2 separate regions of the Homo sapiens genome follow, and region 1 is linked to region 2. A link is a loop called in an ENCODE intact Hi-C map of the cell type or tissue named here. Cell type or tissue: heart right ventricle. All regions are shown on one strand. Each heading gives the region's core, and the rest is flanking DNA. Links, peaks and the distances in the headings are about the cores only.

Evidence for each region. A loop is a pair of places that touch in the nucleus more often than their neighbours do. Peaks named below come from ENCODE experiments on the same cell type or tissue, not always from the same donor. Only the 100,000 strongest peaks of a DNase experiment are listed, where the experiment ranks them.
Region 1: it touches region 2 in a loop (2.2-fold over the local background); 2 of 110 quality-filtered maps call a loop at or near these places.

The regions. Positions count from the first base shown.
Region 1 is chr2:71,876,493-71,891,386 of GRCh38, reverse strand. No RefSeq gene overlaps it. Among named protein-coding and RNA genes, the nearest start is that of CYP26B1, 260 kb to the left of the region's middle. RefSeq lists an enhancer at 9,730-10,929. In heart right ventricle, for the core only: no CTCF peak of the experiment used is centred there; DNase peaks (open chromatin) are centred at 8,156, 8,646, 9,996 and 10,186; H3K27ac peaks cover 637 bases.
Region 2 is chr2:71,708,852-71,723,745 of GRCh38, reverse strand. The region is part of intron 1 of LOC124907827 (a long non-coding RNA gene); the gene reads right to left. Among named protein-coding and RNA genes, the nearest start is that of DYSF, 250 kb to the right of the region's middle. In heart right ventricle, for the core only: no CTCF peak of the experiment used is centred there; a DNase peak (open chromatin) is centred at 6,685; H3K27ac peaks cover 2,332 bases.

The sequences.
Region 1 (14,894 bases), core at 4,234-12,233, 170 kb before region 2:
TCGCCAGAGAGTTAATGCTCTATGGCCCCTACCTCAGAGCAACGTGAAGCAGAAGCTGAGAAATGCTCCCCACTGTCCCCCAAGGCAGGCAGCCCTGAGGTGCATTTCCTGTGCCTTCCTGGGCAATGCCAGGGGACCTAGCAACCAGCCATCTATCCTGGAGGTCAGCTCCCTCCCTACTCCCCACTTCATTCCCAGCCTTCTGTCTGGGCCACTATCCCCAGGAAAATGCCTTCACTCAACCTCTGCCTCAGAAGCTGCTTTCTGTAGAAAAAGTTTGCAAAATAGAGAGGAGAAATCACCCATCATCTGGTCTCCCTCACCCAATTTGTACAATATCTGAATCCTCCCCATGCATGCATAGTACTTTACAAATCCTCCTTCGTGGAGTGCACATAAACATGTAGCTTGCTTTTTTGAGTTCACATTTTATTTAAGTTTGTTGTCTGTGTTCACCACATAGTTTTTTGGGTTTTTAAGTGTTTTGAATTATTGTTGTAATGGTGCACATGCTGTTCCATGGAGAGGATATCTCACAATCCACTCAGCCATCTCCCTGCCTCCGGACTCTTAGATAACAGCTGTTAACTTTGCTGTGGGTTAGTAGTTCTGATAATTTGAACATCTTCCTGATTCTTGATACATATTGATAAACCAAGAAATGTCTTTGACAGCCCATAAGAGAATGTGAGGATCTCTAGGAGCCAGTGTGGCTTTGTGAAAGGCAAATGCTCCCGAATGAACTCATTCCCCCTTCTGGTGTAGGTCCCAGAGATCAAGGGAGTTCTGTATACTTCATTGTTTCAGTTTGGGACAGTCTGTCCATTTTGTGGACAGAATCAGAGATGGCTAAGTGATTATTCTCTATTTACACTGATTAAAAAGTTGACATCCACATGCAGGGAGGTCCCTGGTGGCCTGACTTGTGCAGCATTTTTGTCATGAAAGTGCATAGAGATAGAGAACTCCTCTGCGACACCATTGTGGATGACGCAACTCTAAGAGAAATGAATAGCCTATTGAATGAAAAGACTTAAGATGCAAATAGATCTTGAGAAGTTGAAGGATGGACTATAACTCTGCAGGATGAAATGTTACATAAGGCATTCAGTTCAAAAAATCAACTGCATATGGACAGGATGGGGAAGCCTTGCCTTACTTAATAGCTGCTCATGTGAAACAGACCCAGAGACTCCAGTTGACCTCAAGCTCAATATGAATCATCTGTGCAGTGTGGCTGCCAAGGAGAATCATGCAATCTTGGGCCACGTTAATAGAAGTATAATATTGAGACCCAGGGAGGGGCGTTCCCACCAGGTTCTGATTAGTCAGACCACACTGGGAACATTGGGTCTAGTTCTCCAAGATAATTTCTCAGTGGAACATTGGCAAATTCTTTCCTTCATAAAACATTTATTGAGCACCTACTATGTGCCCAACACTGTACTAGATGTGAAGGGTACATAGATGAATGAGGCATGCTCCCTGCCCATACAGAGCTCATAGTCTAATGGAAGTATTTCACACAGCATTTGATAATTTACAAAGCAATACTTATAAAGCAAAATATATTCAATCAGCTAGGCCTAGGGTCCTTGAAATGTTCTCAGGCATCACATAGAACACATAGTCTCTCTCTCCCTCTCTGTGTATTATCATGGTCTTCATTTGAGGTAGAAGGCTAACCCGGCTCTCTCCCCTCCACCTGCCCTTCCAAGTCCATCTCATGTGATTTTGTACCTCGAGTCCCTTTACCCAGCCCAACTATCAGGTTGCAGACTCCTCTCTCCCTGGCTTTGAGCTGGAACACCCTTAGAACCCCAGGGTGTGTTTGCTGTGGTGGGTATGCTGTGGTGGGTGTGATATCAAGGGTGGGCCCTTGGTATCAATCCACTGGGAGTGACACCTAGTATCACAGAAGCTGGGAAGCTAAAAGCTACATTTCCCAGACTTCTCTAAAGCTATGATTCTGGATGCAAATCAGGTTTTGCCCCCTGGATGTGGGATTTGGAAAGTGGAATTGCAGCAAGTGCTATCTTCCCACTGCTTTGGCTCTTGCCTTGGGCAAGCATAACTAAGGCAAGCAATGTTCCAGTGTCCAGTTGTGCCCATCAGAATGGGCTACACTATGCTAAGAAATAAGCAAGCCCCACATCACATGGGTGGTTGGGGCTGCTGGCCTCTGTTTACCACACTTGGGAACCCAGGCTGGTGGAAAAACCATCACTTGGAGCATTGAGGTCACTGTGACAAAGGAAAGAGAGAATACAGAAAATTAAAGAATAGTACTTAAAGCTTCCACTACGAAGTGGCACATATTTCATTGAGTCACAGGGTCACTTAACTCCAGGGGGGCAGAGAAGGCTAATCCTACCATCTGCCTGTGGGAGAACTAGAAACACTTGGTGAACAACCCTGATGACCACGACACCAGTCATCAGCTTCTGAACACTGAGACCCACTTGTGGGGTGGTGGAGGTGACTTCCTGACCCCAGTCCCATAGAAGCCTCCTGACTCCTCACCGTCCTGGTTTTGATGGGCGTACAAGCTCCCTTGGCCACATCCAGAAAGTATTTCCCAGAAGGTCAGCCTCAATCCCACTCTTCCAGCCCCTCTAGTGATTTTGTAATCACCTAATTACTGGTGTTAAGTCCCTTTCTGCTTAGCAGAGATTCAGTGTCTTCTGTTTCCTGCAACTGAACCGTGGTTGAGACATGCTGCCTTCACACCCTGCCCTGATGTCCACGACCACTCCTCTCAGCCCTGACCTCACTTAGCCCTCTGCACAGGGACCATCAGCTCCTATTTACCAAGGAAATAAATGAGGCCCATGAAATTCCAGTGACCTATCCAAATTAACAGAATCCGAATGTGGTAGAGCTGGATCACAAACCCAGCTCTCCTAACAGCTTGTTACCAGCTCACTCCACCAAACCACAAGCCATGTTCAGAGAAGTGCACTATGAGGAGGGGACAAGGGAGGCCTGGGCATGCATCTCATAAGGAAGACAAATGACAGTTTGGGGAGAATGGCAGACAAAGAGTTGACTTAAAATACTTTAAAAAGGCACGAAAGGAGATTGCATTTTATTTTATTTATTTTTTTTCCTGAGATAGAGTCTCACTCTGTCACCCAGGCTGGAGTGCAATGGGTTGATCTCAGCTCACTACAACCTCTGCCTCCCAGGTTCAAGAGATTCTTCTGCCTCAGCCTCCCGAGTAGCTGGGATTACAGGCTCATGCCACCACGCCTGGCTAACTTTTGTATTTTTAGTAGAGATGGGGTTTCACCATGTTAGCCAGGCTGGTCTTGAACTCCTGACCTTGTGATCCATCCATCTCAGCCTCCCAAAGTGCTGGGATTACAGGCGTGAGCCACTGTGCTGGGCCAGGAGATTGAATTTTCAAAAAACAAAAAAATGGCTACAACAATATTTCTGGTCCAACATGTTCTTCCTGAACCTTGTTGTCTTAGTCCGTTCTCACATTGCTATTAAAAACTACCTGAGACTGGGTAATTTATAAAGAAAATAGGTTTAATTTGCTCACAGTTCCACAGGAAGCATGGCTGGGGAGGCCTCAGGATACTTACAATCATGGCAGAAGGCAAAGGGGAAGCGGGCATGTCCTAAATGGATGGGACAGGAGGAAAAAGTGCAAAGGGGGCTGTGCTACACACTTTTAAACAACCAGATCTCGTGAGAACTCACTCACTATCATGAGAACAGCAAGGGGGAGGTCTGCCCTCATGATCCAGTCACCTCCCACCAGACCTCTTCTCCAACACTGGGGATTACAATTTAACATGAGTTGTGGGCAGGGACAGAAATCCAAACCATATTACCTGTCATTCCCCAACAAGAAGTGGCACCTATTTCCCCTCCCCATGAACCTAGGCAGGCATGTATGACTGTCTGGATGAGTAGAATGTGATAGTGATGCCGTGTGACCGTTGTGGCTGGGTCATCAAAGTCACTGCAGCACTGCCTGGCTCTGCTGGAATGTTCACCCCAGAACCTCGCCACACATTGTGAGGAAGCCCAGCACACAAGAGGCTGCACATTAGTTTTCTAGCTTATAGCACCAGCTAAGGTCCAGCCAACAGCTGGCAATGACTCTCAGACATGTTCATAGACGGACCTTCAGATGCTTCTAGCCCCAGCCCTTGACCCAACCCAGCTAATGCTGGGTGGAGCAGAGACTGCCTGTCTCCACTGAGTTCAGCCAAAATATCTGATTTGTGAGCAAAATAAATGTCACTTTTGTTTTCAACCAGTAAGTTTTGTTACACAGCAATAGGTAACCACGATAGGTGTCCACATTCAAGAAGAAGTCAGCTTATTCTACATAGCTGTTCATTCACTGTGCTAAGAATTTCTAAGTAGCTGCTGCTTGGCATTGTTGGATCTTGGAAGTCCAAAGGTGACTGAGACACCCTCCCTCACCTCAATAAGGTGTGGTCTTACAGGGGAGATATATGGGTAATGAGGCATTACAGTCCGCTGATTGCTAAAAAGGGCCGATGAGTACAACACCAAAGCAAGTTCAATGGGCTCTGATTGGGCGAGTCAATAAAGGGTTCACAAAATAACACCTTGTGAAAAGGAGGAGTCCTGTGAAAAGAAGTGAGGAGGGCATTCTAGCAGAGGGAACAGCAAATGCAAGAGCTTGGAGGTGTGACTGAGCATGGCACATCCAGAGAAGACAGGGAGGCACTCAGTGGACTGTGGAGAATGGAGCGGAAGGCAAGAAACCAGAATCAAGGAAAACCAGCAGGAGGTGGTCATAGGGGGTTTCCTGTGACCTCCCTGTAGGAGGTTGTCCTGCAGGATCAAGAAACAGAAGTGATTTTGGAAGGAGAGTCAAGGTGGTTGGTGACAGTCTAGATGGAAAAAGTGAGGAACAAGAAAGCAGTGATGATGTAGAATTTCTGGCAGAAGAAACTCTTTTGTTGAGAAGAGGAATTCTGGAGGAAGAGTGACTCAGGAAGGAGTTGATGGGTTTGTTTTTATATTTGCTGATTAAGAGGTGTAAACGAATACCTAACTGGAAGTGGCTTAGAATAAAGGCACATGTTATCTTATATAGCACACAATCCCAGGGTTCATTCACTGATTCAATCACATAATGACAATATTCTCTCATACTTTTGGTCTGCCAACCTTGGCACCTTAGGTTTATTCCCTCATGGTCACAAAGTGGCTGCTGGAGGTCCTGGCACCACCTTTAAATAGTAACTTCCGGCCAAAGGGAAGAGCTTCCATTCCTGAGCCTATATTAATAGAAAAACTTTCCCAGAAGCCCCTCGGTCTGTTGATCAGGATGAAGTCATATGCTCACGTCCTAGCTGCAAAGGAGGCTGGGAGAACAACTCTCTGGTCTTCACAGCCTCCATGTGGGAGGTGGATTCTGACAAAAAGAAAAAGGGCAGTGAAGGATGAATGGCTGTTGGGAGAGCATCAACCAGGTTGGCCTGTGCAGTATCCAGGTAGGAATGTCGGGGAGTCACATATGCAGGTCTGAGACCCAGGAGAGCAGTCTAGGCCAGAGAGTTTAAAGGTAATGTTGTTATATATGCTTTTCCAATATCTTTTGAAGGCTGTGCTAAACATTTTATGTAATTATCTTGTTAATCCTTCTAATAGTCTAGAGGACTTGAGTCCAGGCAACTGGAAGCTCTCTGCTTCTTTGAAACCATATGGGTTCTTCTTGTTCCTCTGTGGAGTGGACAGAAAAGGTCCCTGAGGAACCCAGTGCTCCTCTAGGCTCTCTCCCCATCTGACCTGGATGGATAAGTACAAATAATTGCTCTCTTATGCCTGTGTCCTGGGCATGGGAAAGCAGAGCCTCATTTAGTGAAATTCTGGTGGCAGAAAAAGGAGATCCTCTGAGGTAGGGTTGGGGTGCTTGTGGGAACCGCTCAGCCCTAGACATATGAGGGGGACCTGGAGCCCAGATACAAAATACTGTACTTCTCTAGGGATTTTTGGAATCATTGAAATAGCTATGGTGCTGGGCAAAGGAGGAGGAAAGATGGAAGGAGGAGGAGAAGAGTGAGAGCTGAGTTCCCCTCTTGCCAGGGGACAAGATGAGTTGAGTCAGTGGGATGGACTTCTGATGGCCCCGGGCTCTTTCTCTGTATTCCAGTTGCAAATGAAGGTGGGGGGGGGGGTGGGCAATGCTGCTGCCTAGGCTGTTCTTGGGAAGGGATTAGAGGACACAGGAAAGGGAAAGAGCTAAGTGACCCCAGTGGGTGGTCACCACTGAATGTTACCTAGGGAAGTTAGCCACTAAGAAGATAGGACTTCAATATGGACTTGGTCTAATTTGAATTCTATCACAGAGGTTTTTCCTTCCAGGCTTACCTGAGATTGGGCCCTACGCTTACACTAGCTGAAGTAGCTCGGCCTGGGTAGAGCGACTGTAGAGCTCAGAGCCCCTTGAGGGCATTCATAGTGATAGGACTTCCCAGGGGGTGTGGGAAGTCATTTAGGGTCCAGCACAAGCTACTGGACCCAGTGTCCGGCATCATCCATGGCCGTGGCAGATACTCCACATGCCCACCAGCATTCCGTCTGTTCCCCCATTTGTCCTGCTCCCCTGCAGGTAGAGCAGGGCCATGTGGCTAGTTCTGACCAGTTCATCAGTGAACAGTCTCATCACCCACCCCAGTGAATGAGAAGTCTTCTGATGAGATGACAAAGCCCCAGATTAAGCCAGCCCCAAACAAGTTTGAAAGATACTTGCCCTGAAGAGTACTGCTGCAGATTTTCAGTGAGAGGAAGATAAACCTTTGTTGTTAAGATGTAGGGACTATTTGTTATGTGGCATAACTTCACTTATCTTTACCAACACACAGACATGAAATATGTGTGCAGTACGCAACCATTGAAATTAAGCCAGCTGCTGACTCATTATTTGAACTTGAGCCAGTCCCTTTGTCTCTGAGATTCAGTTTCTTCATCTGAAAACTGGAGGTGGCCACATTTGCTTCATAGGAGTGTGCAAGGACTGAAAGTGACAGTGCTTGGCCCATGAAGGGACACATACTAGATGTTCCATTCTTGTTGATTTCATCCCCCTTCCATGAATGGATACAGAGAGGTAGGAGGCGAAGACCCTGACCTGGAGGAGGTAGGTCCCAGTGTCAGCTGGGGCACAAAGTGAGATGGGCAATGCAACATCCCTCCAGGTGGGAAATGACATTCCCTGAGAATCAACTGAATGTGGGGCTGGAGCCTCCATTCCGTGATGGGTATTAAAGTGGGGATGAGGTGAAGCCTGTCCTGCTTTGGTAGGGCTCCCCCTGCCTCTTCTTCACTGTCTCAAAACTGGACGGAAATCCAGAGGTCTTCCTAAGAGGGGGCCACTTTGCTCCTTTATGCTCCCACCTTCTCCGGGCCTCCTTCAGGAGGGAAGTCAGCATTCACGGTTTTCCTAGGCTTCCAAATCATTCTGGAGATCCCTCCGTAGAGGTGAGGGAGAGTTCCAGGAGATTTCTGCCAGACTGGGTCCTCTTACCTGGTTGTGATAGGAAATCTTTGCTCAGAGGCTGCTGTTGTTCCCATGTGCCCAGCTGTGGGTGCAGAGACTTAGGAGAGGGATCATTTCCTGGTGGGAGGGGGTGTTTGTGGGGTCTGCTGATTTCTCAGGTGGTGGGCTGTGAGCTGGATGAAGGTGAGTCCCACAGGGCCAAGGGCAGGCCCACAGCCCACCTCCACGTGTGCAGGAACACCTGAGCGATTCTGTAAATATGACAGACTTGGGTTGCAGTTTCTTCCACAATGCTAACTTCTTGTGTGGTCCTGGACAAATCCCTTATGCCCTCTGTTTTCACCTTTGGAAACTGGAGAACACGCACACCTATCTCACAATGCCTGGCACATGGTGGATCCTCACAGCGTAGTCAGCCACAGGCCAAACCTGCAGTCTGGTGGGGCATCCCACTGGGAAGCACAGCCCCAGCTGGGGACTAGGAATGGGGACGACTGGTCAGCTGGCTCTGCTCTGGACAAGGACAGCAGGGCTGGATGTGCAGCGAGGCAGGCAGGCTGGGCAGGAGATAGGGTGGCTCGCTGCCATGGCACGGGCATCCTGCGTGGCCTTGGAAAGCTGGCTGCTGCGCCTGGCCTCCCTCCCCAGCTGTTCCTTCTGTTTCAGATAAATAGTTTCCGCCTGAGCAGCCTCCTCCCTGCCACCCCCAGCCAGCTTCCTGTTGCAACACCTCAGCTGGACAGTAAACACAGGCCCTATCTGTCTCTACCACATCCCTGGCTCCCTGCCAGCCACAGGCTCACCCTCTTCCAGCCCAGCCCCAGCCAGATGTGCCCGAGGCTTCCACAGCTGTTCCCTTGACCCCTGAGTCAAAGCTCTCTCTGTCAAGGGATTGCCCTGTCCCTTCCTACCCTTTCCATATTAGCTCTGCCCTCTCCTCCCTATCAGGGCAGGAATTGAGACGGCGCTGGGGTTGCCATTTAATTGTAGTTTTCTCCTCCACTCTCCACTCCTTAGCGGCCTCTGCAGTCTCCAGCCTTTGGCAACACTATAAACAATGTCCATTGTGTCTTCACTGTGCCACCAGCACCCTGCATCCCAGATCCATTGGACTTGTCTCCCCTGCCAGGCACCCAGGACGTCTGAGTGCTCCTGGACTCTCCTGACTGGGAGGAGGAAGTCTAACAGGCCCACCCGCGTGAGGTGCTCCAGACTCAGCACCACACCCCTCCCAGGACCCATCTTCCTTTTAGGCTCACATATGGTCTTACCTTCCCAAGAGGGGTCACCTCCATCCTTTCTGCCCTCACCCTGGCCCCATCCAAGCTCCCTGGAGGGTGAGGTCCCCACACTCATTCCCACCGGGAGAAGAAGGCTTCTGTTGTCTCTGGGGCTCTAGGACCTTCTGGGAGACAGGTCCTAGTGTTGGGCATGAAGAAAGCAGGGCCTCTTTCTGGCCTGTGCAAGAGTTTGGTGCTGTAGGTCCAACCTTTCTAGGCCCCCACCTTCTCACCTTAGCATCCGGCCATGGCTTCAGCATCCCTGGGAGACAGTAAGGATGTACCTATCTGTCTGTTCATATGGCCCTAACAGGACACCAATGGATACTCACAGTTGCATCTCTCTTGTTCTTTCTCTTGCTCAATTTCCCCCCATTCTCTCTCTCTGTCTCTCTCTCTCTCTCACACACACAGACACACACACACATGCATGCACACCAGCACACTAGAAGAAAAGGAGGGGGTGCAACATTTTCAATAATCTTTTAAGATAATTTGACACAATGGTCATTCAGACCATGATGAAAAGATTATCTGGGGAAATGATGTGAAAAGAAAGATTCTTCTGCTCAGAATGCAGTGGAAACCTGAGGCTCAGCCTGAGCTGGGGAGAAGGCTTCCTCCCAGCCATCAGGGCTCAGGTTCCAGTCTCCCAGACCCGAGCCTCAGCCCCCTGCACTGAGCTTCAGAACTTGGCCTGGCTCCTGCTCCTGCACCAAGCCTTTCCAGAGCTCACCTCTGTTTCACCACAGTCCCTGTGTTGCATCTTAAATCCCTTTTCTGTAGTCCCAGAGATGTTTCCTCAACTCATTGTTCTCTCATTTGCCACAAGGTCCCAGTCCCTGAATTGATTGTGCAGGGTCAAGGACCTGATTAGAGAAAAGGACAGCTAGAGAAAGGGACTTAGAAATCATTCTTGCTATCCTCTTTTTTTTATAGAAGGACATAATTGAGGACCAGACATACTAGCTGGTAATGATAGCAGCTGAAATTTGCTGAACATTTAAATGACTTGCCCCAGGACACCCAGCGACTAAGTGATTCTCACCTGGGTTAGTCTGACTTCAAAGTCCAGTGCCTTAAACCACTAGCTGTACTGCCTTCCCTGTAGAAAGGAGATTTGTGAAGCAACTTGTCAAAAATCCCAGAACAAATTTTGGATGCAGCTGGCCCCAGAACCAAGGTTGCTGTCACTAGCTGTGCACTGTAAAAGGCGAGGACCTTGGTGAGCAACTGTGATGAGGGCAGGGCCAGACCTGGCCTGAAAACCTTCTGCTGCCTCAGGTCCTGGTTCCTTCCTTCTCAGACCCAGTTTGGCTCTGGTCTGGGAGAATGTCTGGAAGGGACCTGGGAGCCCATCTTGCTAACACTTCACTGTGAGTTGCTCAAGGTCACGGGAGAGCTGGGGCACAGCCTAACTCCCAGACCAGCCCTCTCTACCCTGGCTCCATTCTCTGACCCCTTCTGTGATGGGCCAGGGCTTTCCAGGGCCACGTCAGCTCCAAGACTATTTTGGTGGTCAAGATTTGGTGGCAAGTCCCAACAAGTCCTCTCTGAGGGGTTAAGATTAGCACAGGGACCTCAGCTATGACTCACAGAGGTGGCTGGGGTCAGGCCAGCCTGGCTCCTGTTACTGCTGTCCTCTGATTCACCAGTGGAAAAATGTTTGGCCCAAGACCTTTCCCCAGCTGCCAGCTTCCTCCCTCTTCCAATCAACTGGGTGCTGAAGAGTGGGGATGGGGCTTCCCCATTCCTCAGCCTCAGAACCTGGGCTACCAGCAGTAGCTGGGCAGCTGGTTTGGGTTCAGGGATTCCCTTCTTTGGGGCCACTCTGATGTTCCCAAAACCTTCTCTCATTTTATCCATATTCCTGGTCTCCCCAATATCTAGCCAAAGGGCTGCAGTCTACCTTCTCTGCTTCAGCGAGAAAACCCCAGGTCAGGAGGGGCCTGGTGCAGTCAGGTTCTGTCTCCACCCTGCTGAGACCTCTCAGAGTTCGCTGCACCTATTCAGGTGTGATGGCCTCCCTGTAAGTGTAAGGCATGCACCATGTATGTGTCTCATGTCACTCTCACAATCTTAAAGTCAGGGAGGTGTCAGTGAATTAGCTGTGTGTGTGGGTACACGTGTGTGCACGTGTGTATGCACACATGTATGTAGAGGGAGCATGAGGAAGGAAACTAAAGGGCAGGCCTGGATAACCCATAGGGCTCCTAGCACCCTGAGTTCAGAAATCCCAGGTCAGTGCTGGCAGAACTCAGTTTTCACCATCTATAAGAGAAGAGTTTGGACTTGATGGCCTGGAAGTGTCTCAGCCCTGCAGGCCAGATTTTCCAGAGCCATCTGCTTCTCAAATGCTTTGCCTCCTGAACCACCCTTGGTCTTGTCACACACAGACGTGGCTTGGGGCTACAGATAGACAGTCATCATATTCCTAAGCTCCTTTCCAGGTCTGCATCCTGGAAGCACCTTTGAAGGGGCAGCCACGGCCGTCCGCCAGGCATCCCTGACCTCTCCAGAAGGCAGAAGGGAAGAAGCTGGAGGAAGGGGAGGGGCTGACTTCCGGTAAAACCTCGTGATTTCTGCCAACAATCAATCAGCAGCCGCCTTTCTGGCCCCACCCACTGCCACCCCTGCCAGCTTTGGATTCAAGTTGGCTTTCACCAAAGGCCTCAGAAGCCCTGGAATGGCGAGTGCAGTGGTCATTGTGACATTTCTTTTTCCTTCTCTGTTTTTCAAGAACATGGCAGAGACGTGGCTGCTGTGGAGCTGTGACTCGTGAATGGAACAGTCCTGGTTGGAAGGATCTGGGGCCTGGAATGTGCTGCTGTGGGCATCAGTGGAGCTGCCATGTGAAAAGGATGCCGCGTCCCCCTCCCCAGCATGGGGCAGTGAGCAGGGGCAGTGAGCAGGGCCAGCAGGGAGCAGCCTTCCCGGCATGCTGTGCCTCCAGGGACACAAGGGATGGAGGGCACAGTGGGGTAGGTCCCGGCAGGGAGGAAGGGTACCTGCTCCTGCCTCTTGCCTGGCATGAGGCCAAGCTGGAGAAGGGTAGTGGGAGCCCAGAGCCATCTCTGCAGCTGCAGAGTCCCTGGGACCACCTGCCCAGGAGCCCAAAGGCTGGTTAAACAAAGCAGCTAGCCCTGGAGAAAAGGCTGGACGGCAGCCCTTCAGAATACTGTAACCCTTCTATGCAGACAGACGCCGCTTAAATAATCAACAGAGGATGTGAACAGATGCTCCAGCTGGGTCAGGGTCCCGATCTCACAGGGTGGGGCTGGTGGCCGTGTGAGCTGGTGCGCAATAAACAGCAGTGTCCCTCCAGGGGCAGGGAGTGGTGTGGGCGGATGATGGCTTTAGATGGATAGTGTCAGCGGTGAGGAGGGATTGTTGTATAGAAGAAAGGATGATTCGGAAACCATGATGGAGCCAGAGGGAAGGGGAGGTACTATGACATGTCAAGACAAATCCACACAAGTGGGATCTCCTCGCCCATGAATGAGTGGTCCCTGTAGCCCCTAGTCACTGAGTGCTGAGGACACTGAATCCTCAGGGTGTGTGGCAGGCTCTGCTATGGTGGGTGGCTGCACCCTACAAAAGCTTTAGCTGAGCTGGGGCTCCAGGCAGGTCATGGAAGCTATGGCCACACACAGGGTGGGCTCAAGCCAGGGCAAGAGGTTGCCTCTCTGGCTCACCCCAAGCCTGCAAGGCAGGTTTGGCTGTGCTGCCCAAGGCCACCCTGTGTGTGGGGAGCACAGCTGGTCTGCCTGGAAGAGCCCGGCATGACCCGCATCCTCCCCACTTTGTTCCTGTTGCCCCTAGGGACCAGTGGGGCCAGTTCAGGTTGTTCCAGCTGACATCTATCAGCAAACAACACACCCACCCTCACTGGCCAGGCCTTGTTTACACCACCGCCTTGGCTCCAGACCTGAGCATCACAGGACACAGGGTGGAAATTCAAGGGGGATCTCATAACACTGCCTGAGAGGAAGCCCATCCATCAGGCGCCTCCCAGAGTCACACAGTCTCTCTTCCATTGAGGGGAACAGCAGGTGGGGTCTGTGGGTACCTCTACAATCTTCTGCATCCTTGTCCCTACTTTTGATGGGCTAGTAACAGGGCAGGCACGTGGATAGTGGAACAGCAAGATAATTGAGATGACAGAGACCTCTCTCACATCAGAAGGAAACCTCTGGGACATCACTGTCACCTTCCAATGTCAACCTCTGTACCCACTTCATGGTAGGGGATCCCTATGATTTCTAGACACAACAAACTCATCCCTGCTTTTGGGACACTTCTCCACCCCAGCCTGCGTTGCCTAGATACCTGCTACATACCTGTCCAGGCTCAGTTCAGATATGACTCTTCTAGGAAGCCTTCATGGACTGCCCGCCTCACAAAATTTGTGTCAGGCACCCATGTTCCTCTGTGCTCCCACAGCCCCCTGGGGATCTCATGCTGTAGCATTTGTTCCTCTCCGTTGACATTGCTGAGATGACCACATGAACTCTATGGCCTGCCTGCTACCCTGTGAACCCCGCACAGAGTGCTGGGGAAGAGATGAAGAAGGCACAGTCTCATCCATCCCCAGTTTCTAGGATGTCTTGTCCGTGTGTTAGTGCTATAACTGAACACCACAGACTGCACAATTTATAAAGAATAGATATTTATTCAGCACATTTTCCTGGAGGCTAGGAAGTCCAAGAGCATTGGCACCTGCTTCTGGTGAGGGCCCACCTGCTGCGCCATGACACAGCGGGAGGCATCACGTGGTGAGACAGAGCAGGCGCACTTGCTCAGGTCTTCTTCCTTCCTTCCTTCCTTCCTTTCTTTCTCTCTCTCTCTGTCTTTCTTTCTCTCTTTCTTTACTCTCATTCTGTCACCCAGGCTGGAGTGCAGTGGTGCAGTCTCAGCTCACTGCAGCCTCCACTTCCCAGGTTGAAGCAATTCTTGTGCCTCAGCCTCCCCAGTAGCTGGGATTACAGGCGCCTACCACTGTGCCCAGCTAATTTTTCTGTATTTTTAGTATAGACGGGGTTTTACCATGTTAGCCAGGCTGATCTCGAACTGCTGACGTCAGGCGATCTCGAACTCCTGACCTCAGGTGATCCGCCTGCCTCAGCCTCCCAAAGTGCTGGGATTACAGGCATGAGCTGCCGCAGGAGGCCTCTTCCTGTTTTTATAAAGCTATCAGTCCTATTGTGGAGGCCCCACCCTGATGACCTTATCTAATCCTAATTCCCTCCCAAAGGTCCCACTTCCAAATACCATCAACGTATACATTTGGGCATTCAGTTTCCAATACATGAAATTTGGAGACACATTCAAACTACAGCACAGAGAAAGGCAAATATCTAAATTACTGTTAGAGAATGATGGCCTCACTCATGCCTGTGGTTGACCTGCCAGCAACTTTTCCTTCAGCTTTATCACCATCATCATGACGGTCACCAACCCCATCTTTTAGTACAGCTGTATTGAGGTATAACTGAGCATATAATAAGCAGCACCTATTTTAGGTGCCCAGTTTGATCATGTCTGACATATACATACATCTGTGAAACCATCACCACAATCAAGATAATGAACATATTCATCATCTCCAAAAGTTTCCTCCTGCTCCTTGGTAATCCCTCCCTCCCTCCCCTCCAACTTCCACTCCTTGTCCCTGGCAGCCACTGCTTTGCTTTCTGTCACTATAGATTAGTTTGCATTTTCCAGAGCTTTATATAAATGGAATCATACAACATGTACTCTTTTTCCTGGCTTCTTTCACTTAGCATAATTATTTTGAGATTCTTCCAAGCTGTTGCATGAATCAGTAGTTCATTCCTTTTAATTGCTGACTAATGTTCCATGGGATAGATATACCAGAATTTGTTTATCCACGCACCTGTTGATGAATATTTGGGGTTTTTCCAGTTTGGGGCTATTACAAATAAAGTTGCTCAACATCTGCGTATGAGTCTTTGCACAACTTTGTATAGACATATGCTCTCATTTCCCTCATCACTGCCTCCCCGCATGGACACCTCCAATGTGGGAGCAGGGACCCTGGTTGGGAGGACATCCTGAGAGGGATGTGGGAGAGGAGGAAGGTGGGAAACACCTTGCTG
Region 2 (14,894 bases), core at 3,136-11,135:
TTGTTTCCTTTACCCTCCTTTTTCCTCTTTGTTTTGAACTCTGCCTTTCATGTTGAAGGACTTTCTTAAATGTCAAGTAATTATTAGGTCCCCATTTATGTCAAAGTGTGAGACATTAAAATCTTGATTGAAAGCAGTGGGAGAAGAGAGAAAGGTACCGACAGGTGGGCTTTACCATCGAGTGGCTGAGTGGGCTCACAGTTTCCCTGGGAGACCAAATGTCAACAACTCTTAAGTCTTTTCTCTTGGGAAAATCAAGAGAAGTTTTTCTGAGAAAACTTTTCCCAGGAAAGTTTCTTCGAATGTCTTGCTCATGTAATATTAACCTGGCTACCAGTATTCTGGGATTTGAATGAGAAGAGAGCTAACAGCCTCACCTTTCAGAAAACAAATTTATCCTTAATATCCCTGTTTTCAGATTGGCTCCTCTCTCCTCCCTCAACTGTGTCTGGTGCCCCTGTGCCCAGAACCTTTCTGGTTTAACATCTCAGAGCATAAACTCTCTGTTTTCTGCCAGCCTGGGAAGGGACGATTACCTGAATGAACAGAGTAAAGGAATACATCTGGGATGGGGAGGTTCTTACTGCTTCTTTAAAAAACTTGCAATCAACCCTCCCATTTTTCAGCCTTACTCTGAATCTGTGCCTTCAGAAGTAACTGGTGCCTCCAACTCCCAGTCCTCTGTAGGATTCTGTGGCTAGAAATAGTTTGCTACCTGTTGGTTTCTACCATCTACCCGCACACCCTTGCAGTCTTGGGTTTCAGTTTTCTGTGGTCTGCTAAGTCAGATACCATTCATCCATCTACTTTCTAATTTCCAAATTGTTAGCTTCTCTTATTTGCTGATGTTTCCTTTCCCATTCTCTTTTTCCTTGTGGATTTATGCCTTTAAAAAAAACTATATTAATGACATTTTAGTGGGGCTTCTGGAGGTAGCCAAAATAAACATGTGTGTTCAATCAGCTACAATTAAGAAGTTTAATGTCCCCTATTGTAGTTTAGGGCCAAAGTAACAGTTAATCATAAAGCATTCTTCTACCTTGCTTTGCCTGCCTTCTCTGTGCCTTCATCTACTGGAGTGGAAGACTGGTTGAGGTAGTCCTGATCACAAATCACCCTGTCTCACCATGACACCAAATCAAGTGTAACTTATCCATCATCCTAAACAAGCAAACATTGTCACCTCTAACATAGCCTTCATCACCACCATCACCATCAATCACTTTTATCCCCATCACCACCACTATCCTCACCTTTACTTCCCCATTACCTGCATCATAGCCTCCATTACCACTTTTACCACTACCTCTACCATCACTTTATGAACCTTCTCCATCATCTCCTCCATGATTTTTATCACTACGGTCACTTCTGCCACCACCACCACTCTCTTCACCATCATTATCTCACCATCAACTACACTGTCATCACCTCCATCATTTTCACCAAGACTTGAACCATCCTCCAGCATTATCTCCTTTAGAAAGATGTTTTACGTTCTTTATTGAATATATCCTTCTCTCATGAGTTGCCATAGTGATTTTCAGTAACATAAAGAAGTGATTTCCACATTTGAACACACATACTCTACTTCTTTCAGAAAAGAAAGTGGTAGAAAAGAAGTTACTGATTTCTCCAGCTCAAGTCACATTCATGGGTAGAGAGAAGGGGACAGGGAACATGTGTTGAGCCCTTTCTAGGCAAGAGGCATCATACTAGGTGTGTTAGAAAGAGGATCTTCTTGGGTAAGAATCATTGCCCCGGTTTTATAAGGAGGTAACTGAGATTCCCAGATGCTAAATAATGTACTCAAGGCCACACAGTTAATAAGCAGTGGAGCCAAGATTCCAACCCTGTGTGACTTCAAAGTCCATGTTCTTTCCATTACATTATGCTGGCAAGAAATCTCAGGAGCTTGGTTTAAGCACGATGGGATATGACTCTGAGCAAAAAAAAAAAAAAAAAGTCATAGTCATGGTCTCTAATCCCAGGGCAATCTGGTCTGATGAGACAGGAAGAAGCCCCTCTCTCAAACAAAGAGATAATCACTGTTATCTGATGAATAAGACTAAATTCCTGCCTTTACAAAGTAAAGGCAGACCCTTTACTTTGCCTGAAGTCCCCAGCAACTCTTCCCAATACACAAGCCCTGCCACCTCTCCCTGACCTTGGGTTCCCTGAGGGAAAGAGAAGGAGTGTGGACATCCAGTCCTGGGAATGCCTGGGGTTGGGAGAGCTGAGTTATTTTGGGATTGTTTACATTTGGAATCTTCCTGATCTTTGGTCCCAGAAAAACACCCACATGTTGGAAACTCTTCCGAGTTATTCACTGTTGGGGTTTTTCTTCATCTCCTTCAGCTTTTTCTTCTTCTTGGATGGAAAAAAAATCTGCTAGTGATTAGTCACAACCTGTGAGGCTCAGCTTTTGACAGCCCCACTGAGAAGAGAGAGACAAAGAGGCTCAGAGAGGGGCCCAAGGGCAGATGCTGCTGGGAAGGAAATATGGGTTCACAGCATTGACCTCCCCGGGGTGAAGGATGGTCCGTTCACCTCTATCTACCAGGGGACAACCACTCCCTGGATGTAGGGCCCTTAATGGCTGTTCCATTCCAAGCCCTCATCCCAACTTCACTGGGGAGCATGGGCCAGGGCATGTGTTAGAAAGAAGCCAGGGGGTCAGGACTGGACAAGCAGGCTACAGAGAGAGGAGAAGAGGAGTGGCTACCAAGAGCAAAGGATGCTTGCCCCATGGGGTCCCTTTGACCACAGCCTCCACGGATAACCCAGAGTGCCCCATATCAAGGTGGAAATAATAGCTGTAGATGAAAATCCCAAACCTCCTTGGGCAACCATGTGATCTCTGGCAGGTTTTATCACATCTTTGTTCTCCTGGAAATCCCAGGGTGTAAGTGGGCCTCCTGCTTTTTTGCAAGAAGGCTAAAGGTCGAATGGGGCTAAGCACTGTCCACTGAGGCCAGGACAAAGGGATATTGTTGTAGCTGAAGAACTAGGGCCTGGAAGTCAGATCTGGATTCAATTTTAAAATCTAAGGATTGTGAAACATGGTGGGGAGGGGGTAATAAAGGGAATTTGGGAAATCTCCCTTGGTGTAGGTCTTTCTAAAGAGGTTTCAAAGCAACAAAGGGAAAATCAATTTCAGTACAATAAGCAACAATACAGCAAGATGGCTTAATGTCAGGGAGATGGCAGAGCCTTCCCTAGGGTGAATGGGACCCTGGGCAAATATTTTCTTGCCAGGCTCCTGTCTATATAAACAATTGAGTCATTCAAAATCAGCATGTCAGCACCATTCTGAAAGCCCAATTTCATGTGATCCCACATAAAAAATTCTTCACCAGCCAGGGGAGCAATCCACTCACCAGACTGCCTGCCAGGAACCAAGTCCAGCTATGTGGCCCCAAGATGACTGCACAGGCATGAGGCCCATTGCTCCTTGGTACATCTAGTCAACCTCACACATGGGTTTGAGTGTCAGAGGGTACCCCAAGGAGGAGAAACAGGGACTGGGGCCCACACAGGTGCCAGTTCAAGCTGAGGATGCCCCAGCTAGATGGCACTGCCAGTCCTGGTCAGTTCCAGCTACAGATAGAAACCTAGAAGATTTCAAGGCGAGTGCTACAAGGCATGAGGTCCTTCTTGCCCAGGTCTTAGGGTGGTCCTGGGGCTGGAGGCAGTAGTCTCTCAACAAGGCTCTTTATACTTCTACAGTGAAGGAGGCTGAGGGGCAGGCAGCAACACCAGGTTTTCAGTCCAAGCTCTGTCTGTTATTGGCTATGTGACCTCAGGTCACCCTCTGTTCCTCTCTGAGCCTCAGGTTCCTCATCCATAAACCAGTGATGGCAATGCCCACCCCATAGAGCTGTTGTAAAGACTAATAGTCCAGTTTCCTGATCCTGCCTTTGCCTGCAAAGAGCCGACTTGCCTATGGGCAGTGTGGCCCAGGTCTAGAATCTTGGCCCTGCCTCCAGGGGCTCTGGGGCAGGCCTGTGCTAGCACCATTTCTCCTTGTCCCTAGTGCTAGCCTTGGGAACATGGCTCAGCCTCATTTGAAAAGAGGGGCCGCCAGGCCAGGGGGGAAGCACAAGGCCAAAGTAAAGGCCTGTTATCCAAAGTAGGCAGTCGAGGGCAGTGAGTCCAAGCTGCGGGTCTGACAGGAGGGGAGGAAGGCCCAGGCTGGGTCACCAAAGCAGGGTGCTTGAGGCTGTTATTCCAGCAGAAATACTGCCAGCTTGGACTGATGGAGACAGAGAGGAGAAAATAGGAGAAGGCAGCCTGACAATGAGAGCAGAATTGCAGTGATACAGCCAAGAGCCAAGGAATGAGGAAAGCATTCACCCTGGAAAAAGAAAGGAAATCACTTATTCTTTATGGGAACTACAGGGCAGGGGGCTGAGGAAGGTTCTCGTCTGGGGGTCATGCTGACCTTGTAGGAAAAGGAGGTGGCAGCTGAGCCCTCGGAGAAAACTATTCAAAACTGTTCAAGCCTCCATCTCCATCCAGTGCTATGTATGACTGAATCCTGGTGGTTGCTGAGCACAAGTCCACATTCTCTTCTACAAAACTGCCCCAGGAGCTGGCTGAGGAGCAGCCAGGACCTGGGGCCAGCTGGGAAGTAGGGATCTGGAATAAGCTAAGCATGCCCTCTCTCTGTCTCTCTCTTTCTCTACTGATTACCCACCCCCACTCTCCAATACTAAGGGAAAATCCCCTCTGATGGCACCTGCTCTTGCCTGTGGAGATAGATGGAGGTCCCCTAGGACCTTCAGAATTGTCAAACCAAGCTAGAACAGCCCCCAGAGGAAAACACAAAGGACACCCTTGGCAACGACCCAGCAAGGACTCCCCTGGAGCCTGTCATGGAGACACTCCATGGACTTGCCATCTCCACAACTCTCCCCTGCCAGGCAGCTAGCTTGGTCAAACACTGTGGAGCCCTCTGCATTCCCAGCCTGGGGAACAGACCCCTGCCCAATTCTCACCTCCACTAGGGAATGCCCCACTACCCCATTTATGGCCACTTTTTAAAAAAATCCAAAATGTAGTCTGTCAAAGAATCTTTTATCTTACTCGAAAATTTAAATGAAAAGTCTTACCAAGATATAAAAGTCAATTTCATCTCATTACAGTACACATTTAATGTACCAACATTATCAGAAAGAAGAGGCTCTTCTGTACATAAATGGCCCCAGAGCAAGGGGTGGAGCTGCAGGTGCAATGCCATAGCTGGCAATGCAGTCCTGTCCTGGTGACAGAGTATGGGACAGGTACTGGCCCTACCTGAATAGGGGGAAGAGCTAAGTTCCTGCTGAGTTTAGAGTTCCAAATGGGTGGAGGAGAGGTCTCCATAGTTGTATCCCAGATCAATCAGTCATCCAGGCCTGAGATTTGCCAGAGTGAAGGGGAAGGGTGACAAAGACCACTGGGCGAGGAGAGCAATGAAAGCGTCTGCACCCAAGGGGAAAACGGAGACACAGTGTATGGGGATTGAAGCCACAGGACTGCTGGGGTTTGGCCAAGTTTGGTGACATCGGGAGGCTACGACCCCTCAGGTCAACCAAGGCCTTTCTGCTCAGAATGTCATTCTCATTTATTGTGATAATGAATGATTGAATATCCTTTTAGATCACTCTCATACCTAACAGCTCCAGAGAGGGAGGCTGTACATTATTTCTGCCATTTGACAGTGGAGAAACTGAGGTGAAAGGATGGCAGCATGTCCTTCCCCTGCACCACCCTCTTCAGAGGCAGGAGTGTGGTGAGGAGCCTAGGGCAGCTGTATGGCGCCCCCAGGGCCTGGCCCACCCCAGCATTTGGGTGGAACCCTGACATCCCTCCTTACCCTCCCCTGATGGAGGGAAAAAGAGCCAAAGTTTCCCAAGCCAGGGCATGAGAAGATGGCTCTCCCCAGGATAGGAAGGGCCACTAGTCACCAGGAAGCAGCCCAACCATTTTCACCAGGCACCCTTGCCCACACTCACCAACCAAACAGCCTGGGTCAAGGCCTCTGACCTGGGCCTGTTCTCCGTGATAACTGGCACCTTGGGAAGCAGCCCTCATCTTGTAGGAGAAAGATTTAGCCTCATCTTGGGTGCCTGTGACCAAATATGCCCACTTCATCCTGCTTAGGCCACTTAATGCTGAGATCAAACCTAGGCACAGTCCCACCAAAAGACCAGGAGCTCCCAAAAAGCAAATTGAACTGTTACGCATTTACTCCCAAGACTAGTTCTTGCCCATCTATTTCCTGTTTGCCATTCAGTGAATGAGCCTGAGTCTCCCCATTGCCCAGATGGAGAAAGCAAGTCCCAGAGACATCAGGTGACTTGCCTGTCAGAAGTGTTCTTAGTCCTGGACCTCTGGCCTCCCACCCTGGGGTCCTCTCCTCCAGACAACCTCACCATGGCCTCATGGTGTTCACCCCAAGTAAAATCCTGGAGCCAGGACAGGAACTGGGACAAAGAGGAGGACACTGGGGCCCAGGCCTTGACCCCAAGTTCCTATTTATAATCCTTGTTCCGGAGACGGCCACTTAAACACACATTCCTGATAACTGAATAATCTTTGGCACCAAGCAAAAAATAGCCTGTGGCCCAGACCACAATTGCACAGCTGGAGCAGGGTGAGCAAGGACGGCGCGGCCCCAGTGGGACAGGACAGGCTGCTGAGGGGGAGGGGTGGCGGGCGGGGCCGGGTTGGGACAAGTGAGTGGGACAGCAAATATAGCTGGTTAAATATAGCCTTGCCGACCCGGACACAGTGCCAGACTCCTCTGCAGTGAGCATTTCCCAAATCGGCTAGCATCTCCTGTTCCCAAAGGAAGTGATATCCAGAGGCCTGGAGGGGAGGGGCTTGAGGGGCCTCGGTGACGATGGACCCCAAGGCTCAGGAGAAGTCTGCAGACAAACCGATGCTCTGCCAGCGTCTCCTGGAAGTGCCACTTTGATGGAGGAAGCGTGGCTGTGCCCTGAGGTGGATAACAGAGGTTATCTCTTTCCCCAGATGAGCTGGTCAAGACCCAGACACCTTCCCATCCCCGGAGGACTGACACTGAGGCCTTTTCTCCAAGAGGTCTCAAGTCAGAAATGGAAATGAGAGAAATGGAAAGTTTTGAAGTCCAGAGCCCAGAGGGGTCTCTGAAGCAAGCCAGGGTCCTGACCTAGGTGGGGGCCTCAGAGATGGCAGCCATGGACCTCCCTACCCATACCCCCTCCTTCCCCTGAAGGATCCTGGCCATGCAGGCTGCTTGGGCTGACAGTCTTGCAAATCTTTCTCTGCACCAAGCAGTTTCCTCTCAGGGCCCCTCAAGTTGCTCCTTCAGGGCCAGAGCTTGGTTCTGAGTTGTGAGACTTGGAGAATCCGTCGTGTGCCCACCTAAGGAGTTATGACAGTGGTAAACAAGGCAGACAGCTCCAGATCTCAGCCCCTCTGCATGGTGGTGTCTCCTACACTCCCTGGAGGTCCCAGGGAGCATCTCACTTGTAGTTGAGAACAAGCCTCCTCCTCATCCATGTCTACTCACCTGTAAGCCACCTGAAGAAGGCTCACCCCAGCCCTTGCTGCCATTGTCCCCTGAGACCCCATCCATACCCAGGTGTGTCCCCAAGCTCACAAGGTCACCAAGCTGTACTACTTTTCTGCCAGCCCTTCCTTGGCTGGAGTCATCAGGGTCCCATGGGGAATTTGAGGAGAACATCCCTGTCCTCATTACTATCCTCACTGCCTACGCCTCCAAATCCCACAAAGCCCAGCACTTTCTCTCTAAGCAGGATATGATCCATACTTATCATACTTCCACCATTCCTGCCTTCAGCCTCCTTCCAATCCGGGGGAATCCTCCTTGTATGTGCTCTTGTGGGAAGTAGTGGCACACTCTCCCCACTCAGAAAGTAAGATGTGCCAAGCCCTCCCCATCACTGTTCCTGACAGTCAGGCCAGGTACTCTATGTCAGTTCAGCAAGGACCCTGCAGAGAGGAACTGCTAAACCTCCCCAAGCTGCGGCTGTTAAGGTTTCTGCAGTTGTGTGGGGGAAGGGGCTAGGGCATGCAGGGTCGGTGCAGCCAACTTTGGGGTCCCAATGTCAGACACTGGGCCCTTCATTCCACAAAGATGCCCCAAGAGCCCACAATATGCCAGGCAGCACTGTGTGTATCGGAGGGAATGAGACCCAGGAGCTATTCTGGCAGATGCTCAGAATCAAGTGTGCTGAGAAGGAGAGCGTGAAGATGAGGGACGTACAGGAAGCCTAGCCAGGGGATAGGGTCAGGAGAGCCTCTGGGTGGCAGGGGCCAGAGGGGTGAGGGACTCCAGGTAGGACCCCTGTGTATAAAAGGGCTCCAACTGCAAGAAAGGGGGCTGTTTGAGGATGTGAAAGAAGGGCAGCCTGGCTGGCGCTCAGAATGAGACAGAGAGAGACAAGAAAAGACAAGAGAGACAGGAGGAGGCTAGAGAAGTGTGTAGGGGCCAAATCATGCCTTGGACTCTGTGTTAAGGGAACTTCTCAGGGCAATAGGAAGCCACTGAAGGGTTTTAACCAGGGGGTAGCCTGATCTATTTATATGTTACAAGGATCCTTCCAGCCACAGTATGGAGAGTGGATCGGAGAGGGCTTGGATGGGATGTGGGCAGGCCACTTAAGAGGCACTGTGGACATCCAGGGGAACAATGGCAGCAGCCCGAACTCAGCTGATGGAGGTAGGAGGTAGGGAGAGGTAGGCAGTCCCAAGACATCAATAGGAAACAGAAACCACAAGACACAGTGAATACTTGGAAGACAGAAGGGGAGATAGAAGTAAAACACACATTCATTCATGTATTCAGCAGCAATGCAATGAGTGTCTAACGCACATCAAGTTTTTTGCTAGGCACTGAGGATACAGTAGTGAGCAAGACAACAAAGTCCCTCCTCCTGGGGTTTACACTCTAATGGCATGGGAGCAATGTAAAATAAATAAACACACACAATCATAAGCCACAGGCCAGGAAGACAGAACAAGTTGAAACTGTTTGCAGCCTTCCAAGCCGCTTGTTGTCCCTGCTTCTCCTTCTGGAATAGGCAGTTTCTGGGACAGCATATTAAAAGACATGAGCTTCAGACAAAGAAACTGCTTGATTGCCACTTTCCTTGGGCAGAGAAATTACCTTGAGTGAGGTCCCTGGTTATTTTAGAGGATGAGGTTGTCATTCAGCCTTGCTAAAGGCTTACAAAGAGTCCATAGTCAGCTCTTCAGATGTGAAGAGCCCTAGCCATGGGCCACATTCCACTCCAAAGCCTGGCCTCCAGGTGTCAAGCCCAGAGTCAGGAAAACCATTCGCCATAGCCCTCCCAAGGCCCCTCAGACTGAGGCCATATGCAGGAGGCCCGCCAGTGAGAAGCTAAGGTCATCCAGTTATGGGGACACATGGCCCGGGAGCCCTGCTGTCCACTGCCCCAGGCTTCACCAAGGAGTTTGGAAGTGAGAGATGCTAACATCGGGATATGGCAAGAGTATCCATCAGAGGAGTGGGCGGGAGACCTTTCAGCAGCTGAGGCCTCGCTGCAAGTCTCATCCACACCAGCTACACTGAGGATCAACTGCTTCCCAGCCACACTCAGCCCTGATTCTAGTCACATCAATTTGACCTCAGACTGACCACAACCATGGCCACAGACCAATCCCGAAACTGACTCAGACTGATTCCAGTCCTGGCCAAGACTAACCTCTGATACTGGCCACAAAACTGACCTTGTCCAAAGACTAACCCTACCCTGGCTACAAAACTCACGCTGACTTGGACCAGAGACTGACTCCTGACCTCTGAACAGGGTTAGTGGTATGTACCATGCCATCACAAGCCTCACAGGGCCCACAGGTGACAGTCTGGCTCTACTTGAGTGACAGCCACATGTGCCAGAAAAAGGAGGATCTGTCCTGTGCAAACCTAGGGTCACCTACAGCAATCAGGCTCCCAGGCAAGAGGGCTCTGAAGCAGCATCCAGAACACCAGAAAGAAGCCACGCAGTTGTCCAGCATACCAGCTTATTGGCCTGTGGATCTTTGCAGGGCAGTTCCCCGCCAGGCATGCTTCCTTCTCCTCTCTGCTTACTCTAATCCTGCCACCTGCAATCTCACCCACCCTAGGAAGCTAAGCTGACCGCTCCACATAGCTTTTCAAAGATCTTTGAAATGGGCAGGAAATGTCTTCTAAGAGGGCTACTGAAGAGTGTCTTTCTCCAACCTTTCAATCCAAGAGTGGATGCAGGACCTGCCCCTTCCTTCCTCCAGCAAAACTCAGTGGAGACCAGCCTGGAGTTTCTAAAATAAAGTTTCACTGTTTTCTTGTACATATCATTGCTCGGGAGAAATCTGGTGTCAATTTGACTTGGATTTCCTTTTGTAGGTTATCTGTTATCTCTCTCTAAATAAGGCAGGAAGAAATGGGTTTGGGACCAAAGGATCAAGGAGAGGCTCATCCCTTGGGACAGCGGGTATGGACAATGAAGTGGGAGCCTGGTTGAGGGTTCCTGGGTCATGCTGTCCCCCACACTCTCCGCTGTGCCTCTGCTCCAAGCGCCACTTGTTCTTCCTGCTGTCGTATTCCAGAGCCTCCAGGTTCCTGGGAACCAGGATGCTCTCCATACACAGTCCCTATTCTCAGAGCTCTGGACCCCCCTTATTTCATGTCAGGGGGCCATCCCCCATTCCTGCATGGCTGGCCAAGGGACCTTGCATATATGAGTACCTCTTATGCAGAGTGTGTGAATAATTGTATCCATGCATGTGGATGTACATGCATGTGGATATGAGTGTGTGCATGATTATATGTTCCCATGGGTGCATGGATATGCCTGTCCATGAACATGGATGGGAGAGTATGTAGAAGGCATCTGTATGTATGTGAATGTTTGGTATGCATGTAGACCTACATGAGGTATGTGGGTATTTGTGAATGTGTTATGTTTCTAGGTGTGTCTATATGTGTGCATCTGGGTGTGTGTGTATGTGTTTTAGATGTTGCTCTTCCATCCCTGAGCAGCAGTGTTCTCCTTGCGAGAGACTCCCTCCAGTGCGCCCTCACCTGTGTTTCCTACATACTCCTCGGACGGATGTGGCGGATTCCCAGCAAAGCTTCAGGGCTTGGGTTCAGTGGGACAAGATCCCAGGCCTCCCCTGTCTGTGGACAGTAGGCTTGACAGAGCCAGAAGCCTGTCAGCAGTTCAGTGACCATGGGTGGCCTGGAGAAATGGGAATATCAGAAGCCTTTGGGGTGGGCTTGTGCCTCAAAGTTGTTACCCCAGTGCCAAATCCAAGTTCAAGGGGCAGTTACTGCCAGTATATGCCACCTGCAGCTAAAATCCTGCCCCCAGGCCCCAAGACCGCCAGTATGCAAAGTACTAGCTCCGGCCCCTACTCCGCCCCAACATCATCACTAACTCCAAGGTCCACCTGCCCCACTCCACCCTCCACACACACCCTTGCAGAGAACAGAAAGAAACAGCCTGTGTGTCTTTTACCCCCAGGAAGTTAAGGCTTCCCACAGTTGGGATTCTGAGCAAGCCTGAGGGGTAAAACCAAAGAGCACCAGTGAACAGATCCTGCATCCCTCCCTCTCAGCCCTGCCCACCCGTGAAGGAAAATCAGAGGCTTCAGAAACTATTTAGGGTCCTACCCCACCCTGAAGGCTAGGAGAGATTTTTAGAAGGTGAACTGACTCCCTCTAGCTAGCTTTCAAGTTCTGGAAGGAGTCTAGGATCTCAGCACACAGGCTCACACACTGATCTACACTATCCTTCCTGCCAGGTGGAGGGAGAAGCAGAAAGTGAGACATCTTGGGAGTGCCGTGAGGCATCCTGGGAGGGTTGTGAGGCATCCTGGGAGAACTGTGAAGCATCCTTGGACGGTTGTGGAGCATCGTGGGAGAATTGTGAGGCATGCTGGGAGGGCAGTGAGGCATACTGGGAGGGTTGTGACGCATCCTGGGAAGGCTGTGAGGCATCCTGGGAGGATTGTGATGCATCCTGGGAAGGCTGTGTGGCATCCTGGGAGGGTTTTGAGGCATCCTGGAAGGGTTGTGAGGCATCCTGGGAGGGCTGTAGGGCATCCTGGAAGGGCCATGATACATCCTGGGAGGGCCGTGGGGTATCCTGGGAGGGTTGTGACACATCCTGGGAAGACTGTGCAGCATCTTGTGCAGGCCATGAAGCATCTTGGGAGGAGTATGTGGTTTGGGTCTGGTGCCAGCTGAACTGCTTGTTAGCTTCGTGACCTTTGGCAGGCTCTTTTGTTTTCTTATATACAGGGATGAAATCATTTGAAATCCAAATTGGAGCACTCTTGAGAGTGAAAGGGGGGTAGTATTAAGTATACCCAGAGAACAGGTATCACCTCCAAGTGTTGGAGGGAAATGGATCATATGATCACCCTACATCATCTAGAGTAGTGATGATGATGATGATGATGATGATGATGATGATGATGATGACGACGACAGAAAAGGACTGTCCCTGGTAGATGTTCAGGCATTTCTATTTGGCCTGGAACCAGGGGATGAACATGAAGGGAGGGAGAAATGACTGCAGACACTCCCTGCACCTTCCCAGCGTTGGCAGCCTGCCTCCCAGCCCCTCTGTCCCAAAGCCTTCTGCCCTCTCCCTGCCCTGTTCACCTCCACTTGCCCCAACTCTACAATAGCACTGATGCCTTTAGCAGTAGCCTACGTTTATCTCCAAGCGAGTGCGAGGTTCAAAGATCAGATAAATTTTCTGGCAGACATGGGCTGATGGCAGACTGCCAGAGGTGGGAAGGGCCCTGCAGGCGTGGGGTCAGTCGGGTTATTTTGATTTCTCCATACGGAGTGAGGGGATCTTGGGAAAGAAAAATCTACAACGTGGAGGGAAAGAGACTGAGTCTCCGATGAGCTGCACTTGGCTTTGCCATCTAGATTGGAACAGGAAAGGAAGAAGAAAGAATCCCCAGGGCAAAGAGCTGAAAAGGCAGGGAGGAGAAGGAGCCAGGGAAAAAATAAACCTGGAGAACCTATTTTAAAAGTCATTCTTTTTGGTTCCAGCTCTCCCCCACCACACCCCAAAGCCCAGGCATTGGGCCACAGGGTGTGGGGACAAGGTGTGTGTGGTCAGTGATGGGAAACCCTTAGACATCCAGAACAGCTGGGGAAAGGCCAGGTGGAAGTGACGCGGTGGGCAGGGCCAGGCAGAGGTCACCACAGCCAGTCCCCTGTCTCCCCACCCTTGAGTGTGCCTTAGACTTTTGCCTTAGACTTCAAACCTTTTTTTAAAGTGATACACATTATATGCCACAACCCAGGATACACAAAATTTTCCTCCAAAATACTTGCCCTTATTAAGTTGATGATCCTATATTTTTAATTCTACTGTTTTATTTTTTTTTTTAACACTGATTGTAACTCACGACATTGCTTTCACAACCCAGTATAGGTCAGGACATGTGGTTCTGAAAAATCACTACTCCGGACTGGTACTTCTCAAACCTTAATGTACCTGCCAATAAATCACCTGGGAGCTTGTTAAATGCATATTCTGGCCCAAATGGACTGGAATGAGACCTGAGACTCCGCACATCTAACAAGCCCCCAAGTGACACCAATGCTGCTGGTCCTCAGACCCTGGAGTAACAAGGCCCTGGACCACATTTCCTGGGCAGTACCAATTTCAGCAAAGTGTTTTGGGGATCATGCATGAAAAGTCAAAGGGGAAGATGGAGGGTTATCCCACTGAGGGCTGTCCATCATTCAGCCTCCAGGCAAGGCTGCAACTGAAATGCAGCAAAGACATGGTGCCATATGATGGCAAAGAGCTGCCTCCAGGGATCCAGATCAACTACTATGATCTTAGGGCCAAGTGAGGGTACAGTGGCCAGTCAGCATTAGGAACCTTACACAAAGAAGAAATTTGTGGCCAAGCACAGTGGCTCACACCTGTAATCCCGGCATTTTGGGAGGCCAAGGCGGGTGGATCACGAGGTCAGGAGTTCAAGACCAGCCTGGCCAAGATGGCGAAACCCTATCTCTACTAAAAATACAAAAATTAGCCAGGCGTGGTGGCGGGTGCCTGTAATTGCAGCTACTCAGGAGGCTGAGGCAGAGAATTGCTTGAACCCGGGAGGTGGAGGTTGCAGTAAGCTGAGATTGCACCACTGCACTCCAGCCTGGGTGACAGAGGGAGACTCCATCAAAAAAAAAAAAAAAAAAAAAAAAAGGAAAGAAGAAAGAAAACAAAAGAAAAAGAAAACAGAAACCTGTAAGTCTGGGGCCCTCACTCAGCACTCTAACAAGTAGGATTGATAACATCACAAACTGAGATTACTCATTCAAGGTCTAGTATTAACAAAGAAGAGCTCTCTGGTTACTGTCCCATTCTCTGGGGAGAACAGTAATGTTGACCCTGTCTGTAAGGTACTCAAGTTAGAAAAAATTATGCAGGAATTGATTAGGGCAGCAGGTCCCAAACAGAGCTCCAGAAAACACTGGCTCTGCAAGATGATCAACCAGAAGTGAATTCCAAGGCAAAATGTGTTTGAGAAACACACAGCATGTTATTTATCTCCTCCAGTCATTCACAGTGAAAGGTTCTGAGAAGACCTGCAGTCAAGAATCCTGTTCGATTTGTTTGAATTCATCCTTTCCCAAACTTACTCAACCATGGAAGTCTTTTCTTTTCCTTCATTTTTAAACCATTGTTATAGACTGAATTGTGCCCTCCACCACCAGAATTTATATGCTGAAGTTCTAACACCCAATGTGACTATTTGGAGATAGGGCCTTTAAGACAGTAATTAAGGTTAAATGAAGGGCAGGGTGGGGCCCTGATTCCATAGGACTGATGTCCTTGTAAGAGAAGGAGACACCAGAGCTCTCT